2 separate regions of the Mus musculus genome follow, and region 1 is linked to region 2. Evidence: chromatin contacts called from ENCODE Hi-C or POLR2A ChIA-PET data. All regions are on one chromosome and are shown on one strand. Each heading gives the region's core, a stretch centred on a gene start or an enhancer-like site at or near the end of the contact. The rest is flanking DNA. Distances are from core to core; before and after follow the strand shown. Region 1 overlaps Nav2 (neuron navigator 2). Region 2 overlaps Nav2 (neuron navigator 2).

Evidence for each region. A loop is a pair of places that touch in the nucleus more often than their neighbours do. ChIA-PET counts read pairs that join two places held with the same protein, here RNA polymerase II (POLR2A).
Region 1: a map of left cerebral cortex shows a loop between it and region 2 (2.9-fold over the local background). The contact joins two enhancer-like sites. A Hi-C loop is called at or near these places in 1 of 37 maps with a recorded cell type or tissue (left cerebral cortex). POLR2A ChIA-PET finds 5 or more read pairs at or near these places in 1 of 5 experiments (embryonic stem cell).

The regions. Positions count from the first base shown.
Region 1 is chr7:49,561,144-49,564,551 of GRCm38, forward strand. It overlaps Nav2 (neuron navigator 2), which reads left to right. Exons shown (of 39, transcript NM_175272.3): 20 at 2,928-2,980. Gm32694 (a long non-coding RNA gene) reads left to right here. Exons shown (of 2, transcript XR_003946637.1): 2 at 133-2,548. Among named protein-coding and RNA genes, the nearest start is that of Gm32694, 3.3 kb to the left of the region's middle. Within about 2 kb of position 1,928, at least 1 of the 3 ENCODE cell types and tissues checked has a DNase peak (open chromatin) inside an H3K27ac peak, as active enhancers do.
Region 2 is chr7:49,256,662-49,260,122 of GRCm38, forward strand. All of the region lies in intron 1 of Nav2 (neuron navigator 2), which reads left to right. Among named protein-coding and RNA genes, the nearest start is that of Nav2, 12 kb to the left of the region's middle. Within about 2 kb of position 1,615, at least 1 of the 3 ENCODE cell types and tissues checked has a DNase peak (open chromatin) inside an H3K27ac peak, as active enhancers do.

The DNA of each region.
Region 1 (3,408 bases), core at 678-3,177, 300 kb after region 2:
CTCCAGAAGAGGGAGTCAGATCTTGTTGCGGATGGTTGTGAGCCACCATGTGGTTGCTGGGATTTGAACTCTGGACCTTCGGAAGAGCAGTCGGGTGCTCTTACCCACTGAGCCATCTCACCAGCCCTGGAGGTGTCTTTAAAGTGGGTGTTGAGGCCAGAGAGATGGCCCAGCAGTTAAGAGCTGTTAAAAGCATGTACCACCATTGCAGAGGGATTGGACCCCAATATTTAGCACCCACGTATGGTGCCTCACAGTCCTGGATCTTTTGCCTATCGGAACATTACATAAAGGATTAGAAAAGCACTTCAAAACACACCAAGAGTTCTTTTTAAATTATTAACTTTAAAATTACGTTTGTCTGTTGTGTATGCACAAATACATACATATGTGTGTGTTACGCTATACACGTGGAGGTCAGAGGACAACTTTTAAGAATTGGTTCTCTTCTTCCACCATATGGGTCTTGGGGAGAGAACTCAGTCAGGCTTGGTAGCAAACATCCTTACCTACTAAGCTATCTCACCAGCCCACTAAAAGGATTTTTTAAGATTTATTTATTTATTTATTATATGTAAGTACATTGTAGCTGTCTTCAGACACTCCAGAAGAGGGAATCAGATCTCGTTACGGATGGTTGTGAGCCACCATGTGGTTGCTGGGATTTGAACTCTGGACCTTCGGAAGAGCAGTCGGGTGCTCTTACCCACTGAGCCATCTCACCAGCCCAAGGATTTTTAAAGTAAAGAACAGAACCCAGCAGAGCCAGTCACTGGAGAATAGAGTTGTGCCCAGACTTCCGGTCAGCAATACCTGAAATGTTGTGTAGCCTTAAGCAAGCCATGTGACTTGAATTTCAGATTTAGATGGTCTCTGTCTGTCTAGCTTTAGAATTCTGGAGGTATAGTGAGAAAGAAGCACTTTCATGCTTTAGTGGGTTTGGAGCTGAGATTCTCATGGTCCAGGAGGATCCATGCCCCTCTCTCCAGGCTTCGATTCTCATCTTAAGGGCCGGTCACAGCAGTTCGGGCAAACCATACTCAGGTTTGTGTGGGCTTGGATAGCCAAGGTGGTTGTCTCTATGTATTGCAGCTTTGCTATTGCTGCTTTCCAAGCGAGAGACATTAATTACAGAGAAAGTAGTCATTTCCACCTGAAGCCTGAGAGATGTGCCTCCTCTGCCTGAGTCCCTAAGCTGGTCCTGACTGCCGGGAACCCGATAGATCTGAGATGGAAAAACTTAGAGACAAAACGGCAGCCAGAGTCTGTGTGCTGCCCTGCTTAGGCCTCTGAGCCAGCCCTGTAAGTGTGGCTGGAGGTGGCTTCACGATACCCATGTCTCTTTCACCGACAGGCCTCCGACATGCTCCATCCACTGCAGGCTGTGTCATGCTGTGTCATGCTGTGTCATGCTGTGTCATGCTGTGTCATGCTGTGTCATGCCTTGGGACTTCTGAACCTGTGGACATGTTAGCACAGAAAAGCCATTATTGGCTATTAACACCTTAAACTGTCTTTTATGGGGTGTGAGTCAGCTTAGTCATGCTCGGTAGAAAAACAGGGAATAGCTCTAGAACCTGGCATTACCTGGGAAGGGTGGGTGTGAATTCTGGTGGGGCCCCAGCCCCAGCCCCAGCCTCAGAGGCAGAGGTGGGTACCTCTAGTGAGAGGAGAAGGAGCTCAGGGCTGTGCTGGATTCGAGCAGGTAGGATTTAGAAGCACCCTGGACAAAGGGCTGCACTGGCAGAGCCTCAGAGGCAGGCAAGCACCATCTAGAGCTTGCCTGGGAAAGAAGAAGTCCGGGATAGACATGTGTGAGAGGAACACACAAAGGGAGGTCAAGGAAGGTTTAGTGGAAATGCCATGGGCAAGCTCCCAAGTGCCAGACAGAACTGTTTGTTCAACAGCTTGCTGGTCAGGAGCTTCTCCTAGATGCTAAGTGAAGCTGAGCGTACCGCTGGACTGGCAGATGAACTCAGCAGCGGGTGGAGAGATTCCCCCGTCCCGCCTTCCTCGGTCATCGGTATGCTCCTACCCTGGTGGCTTGTAGGGACATAAGACTTTTCCACCTGTGATCAGAAAAGCTGTGCCCACTTAAAACCCCTGCCATGTCTTCACACAGGGCCAGTTCTGTCTTCCAGACAAGTTGCCAGGAGGTAGCTGAAAAAAATAAAAATGATGTTCCTTGAAAGAGAAGCAGCTTGGATACCCAGGTCTGGAAAAGCACGTGCTTCAAAGTGAGAGCAGATAATGAAAAAGCTCCTCTAGCTGGAAATGGGAGGGGCTGCTAAGAGTCCTCAAGTATGGGTCTGCGTCAGACGCTATGGTTACAGAGAAAGAAAGAGAACACCCTTGCTCATCACTTGCAGGCATTGTACAAATATAAGACTCTATCTTCAGCTGAAACTTGGCTTTCACTAATACCCTGCTACAAAGCTGTGGGAGTTTATTGTGACCACAGACTCTTATATTGGAAATATTTATCTATGAGCATGCAGCAGGGTGTCAGGGTAGGAAATATGACAGCTTTGTCCTACAGTCAGAACACAGAAGATTGCATTGGACAAGAGTGGGTGCAGGCACAGGCTGGCACTGAAGTGTGTGGTGAGCATGTCCACAATCACCTTGCCCTGCCTTTGAACCTTCGGTGCTATGGACATTTGGTTACATGAATATATGACCCTAGAATTCTACATTATTTTGCTAGTTAAGACAAATGTGGTACTATTTTTAAAAATTACTTCCTTAGTGGATTATTTCATAGTTGGCTTTGACCTGTACCGAATCCAGCAAGTATTGAGCCAAGATGACAGTGACAGCCAGGCTGAGCCAGTGGTGTCCTGAAATGCTGGTTGCCTCCTGCCCCCTCTCTTCTCTTTCATGGCAGCCAGGGTAGGCTTTGACCCCTGTTTATTTACTTCCAACAGTTCATGGATCCTCCCTGTCCTTGGTTTCCAGCACATCCTCCATCTACTCCACGGTGAGTCTAAATCAGCGCTGAGTGGCCGTGCTTGTCACTCACATATTGTTATCAAGTGTGTCAAGCATAATTATAAGCATCCCGTCTGCAGAGAGTGTTCCCATTATGAAAGGATCAGCTCGTGGGAGAAAACGATTGGAAATTTACAAACAACTGTTATCACATCCCCCTTGAGAATGGGGAGAGGGCTCCGTGGGTGAAGGGCTTGCTGCACAAGCAGGAAGACCCAAGTTCTGATCCCCAGTCCCCACGTAAAAGATGAGTACACACATATGTAGCCCCACCTTACATCCACATCTTCATATGAAAGGGGCTCCTCATCCCTCAACTAGAACATATATCATTCTTCCTAATTTATTAGTCTTTGGACTTTCTGATGGGTAGATTTGATTGTCCCATTTTACAGAATTATACCAGAAAAGAAGGCA
Region 2 (3,461 bases), core at 365-2,864:
GGCCTTGCCTCGCATGGACTTTGGTGGCTAGCTAACTATAGGCCAAGGAAGGCAAGACCCAGAGTCAAAGACAGCATTTAGGTGACAAACCAGACTGGAAAGGGGCAGACTGACTCTGGATGGCTGCATTATTCTTCCTGATCTCTGCCTGGAGAGCATAGGAATATGGAGCCCTGAAGCAGGAGAGATCTTAGAGGCCATTTCTTTCCAGTCACATCCAAAGAGGCACATGACTTGCTCTGAGTTGCCAGCTCCAAGGGCCAGAGTGCAAACTAGAACCCGGGCCTCTTGCCTCCCAGAACAGATCCACAGATAAGATCTGCTCACTCCGAAGGTCTGGATAGTGTGGTGAACGTACCAGAACCAGCCCGTGCTGTAGGATTTCTCCTACCAAGTCTTGCAAAGGGATACTGATTTCTTCATAGTAGGAAGCCTTTGCATTTGGCTCACAGAATCAGAAAAGCAGACGACAATTGGCTGACACCAACCGCTGAGATCCCAGGGCCAGCTCCCTACGTGGGTAAGACTGTCCCTTTGCATACATTTCGTTTATGTGGCTCAGGCTCAGCCGGCATTCTGACCAAGCCCACATAAAGCTGGTACTAGACTGCTTGGACTCTGTTCCATGCCTTTTATTCCTTACCGCTAACATTGTCCCCATGCCCAAGCTGGACATGAGAGAGCTGGGGTACCCTCCTGCTTCCCCTTCTATTTACCATGCATCTCATGTGTCTTGCACTGGTGGGGCCTGGGCCATCTGGTCATTGAATAAGTAGTCAGCTGCAGGCCATTTTCCACAGGGAAAACATGGTGTTTCAAGGGCTCTAAAGGGGGAGAGCTGTTCATGTCTGTCGTAGTGCCTGGCAGGGGGTAGCTAAAGGCACTGCTCTTTCCAGAACAGTCCCTTTGGGCTGGGTCACCGTTCCAGGTCTTTGTGGCTTTTCTCATTTCCCTGCACAGAAGCCACGCCTCTGAGCCGGGTGCTTCTGTGATGCTCTCCTGTTGACAGGTGAAGAGAGGCATGGAGTCTGTGAGCAGAGCGCCCAAGGTCACATACCTCCCGAGTGAAAGCCAGGCTGCAAGCCCAGCCAGCACCTGAAGAGCCTTTGTCCCTGGCCAACCTGAGTGTCACGAGGACGGAGCCTTCGTCTGGTTAACCGTGGGGAGAAAGATCCAACATAGAGAGGGGCCAGAGCCCGCTACGGCCCTCCAGGAAAGCAAAGCTAAGGCTTGCCTTGTAAGGTAGCACAGGGCCTTTCCCCCAGAAAGAGCTGACCTAGAAATGTCTCGGCAGCCTCAGGGGCTTGGTGGATGGACCCCTTGGCTTCCTCTTCCAGGTCTCTGTTTAATGATGGCTCGAACTCCTTTTTCTCTTTCTGGTTAGCCAGACCAGAAATCAATATAAGCTTGACTCTAGTCCCTAAAACTGTTTACCTGCCTAGAAACATGTCTGCTTTGTTGTTTTTAGACAGATGCAGATTAGAAGTATATGGGCTCGCCCACACCCATGGATCAGGCACAAACCGTGGGTACACTCTGTAACAGGAAGCTGCTGGTTTTCCATTCCAGAGAACTGGAACTCACTCAGAAATTTGTCATTTGCAAGGTCCAACCCTCACCACATTCCACTGCTGTTTCTGAGGACTTCCAGTCACCTGGGTTGTGAGGAAGCAAGCGGGTGGGTAAGGCCCTGTTGGCAGAACTAGAGTGGTATGTTCTCCAAGTCTAGCGACTTCCCAGTGACCCCAGCCTGGCTCTGCCTGGCCCAGTCCACTCTGTAGCGTGTTGCCTTTGGATCGACACAGTGCAGACAAGAGGCTTATTTTAGAACTGGAAAGAGGGCAGACGTATCAATAAAAAGCCAGGGAAGGAACGATCCATTCAGTGGTTTTAAAATATCTCTTCCTCAACAGAAAAAGATTATTTTTGTTTCTTAAAAAACAACTGGTAAATTTTCCCCCCAGTTGAAAAGAGAAACATAGGAGACTTTTTAAATTAAAAAAAAAAAAAAAGGCTAGTAAGATGGCTCAGTGGTTAAGAGAACTCACTGCTCTCTCAGGGACCAGAGTTCAGGTCCCAGGACCCACCTCAGAAGGTTCCTGACTACCTATAACTCAAGCTGTGGGGGATGTGGTGCCGCCTTCTGGCCTTCTTGGGGATGGCACTCACAGGTGTGAGCACAAACACACATTTGCATAACTAAAATTATAAAGTAAGATCTTCAAAAATAAACGTGTGGAGCTGTAACCGTAGGAAGAAAGTTTGTCTCCTGTCCTTTCCCCTGTCCCTTCCCTGCAGACTCTGAAGGCTTCAAGCTGAATCACATGACCCTACTTTCTTGTTCTTCTCTTTTACAAAGAAACTGGGCCTCATGGTCTCTACGCTTGCTGTTCTTTATGCTTAGACCCTTCCCCCATATCAACAGTGCTCATTCCTTCCTTCACCTCCATTATCTGCTCTGCTCGGGCATCACTGGTCAGAGTGCTCGCTCTTTTCGGTATATAAAACGGCAGCATCCGTCCCCCTTCCCCAGACCATTCCTCACCTTGCTTGGTTTTTTTCTCAAGAGCTAGGACAGGTTTCCCATGCCATGTTAAACACACTCTTGGTGTGTCTGTCTCTCTCACCCACCCTGACCCACATATATAAGCAAAACAGTGCTCATATTTCTACTCTGCCAGATGTCCTAGAGAACAGTGCCTTCTGCTGTTAACACTGTTAGCCACTCGGGAAGCTCAGACTCACCTACCCTGAATCCCCCGCCCTTGTGATGGGATTGGAGAATTGGAGATGGGAGGAAGGGACAAGGCAAGGAGAAAAGTCTCAGAAGAGAGCTCTCCAGAATCGGTCACCATGCCTTTCATGTTGCTTATTCCTGTGCATTGGCCCGCCATAGCCAGAGCCTGAGAATCACACTGTAGCTGAAGAAAGGAGCAGGCATAGAGGACCTCAGCTTCTCTCTTCCTGCCAGGTAGACCTGGGTCAGTGTAGACAGTATCTTCTAGGACCTGGATGGAGGCTAGACACATCTCTTCCGTTAGCTCTGATGGCTATGGCTTCTTCCCTCAGCCTTCAACAGAGGTGGAGCTGGCAGGTTCCCCAGTACGCAGCCCAACTTTAACAGACTGTTTTGTGGAGGGTGGCCATAACGGAGGCAGAAAACACCCAGAGTAGCATAGGGAAGAGACTATTGATTTGTGACCTTATGGAAGCCTCCCCGTGGGCAGGTGTTATACAAATAGCAATATGCCTGCTTTCTTTGAGCAAGGCTGTTTGGTGAATGCATCTATGTATGAGTGAATGCATGTTAGTGCATGCATGTGTGTGTACCAATGAACATGCTTATACATGCATATATTCATACATGCACATGTGTGCATGTGTGCACATGCTTTGCACACATGTATTTGTGTTTGTGTGCGTAGCATGTGTCTGTCCAGATGGTTCTCAAAAGCAAAGGT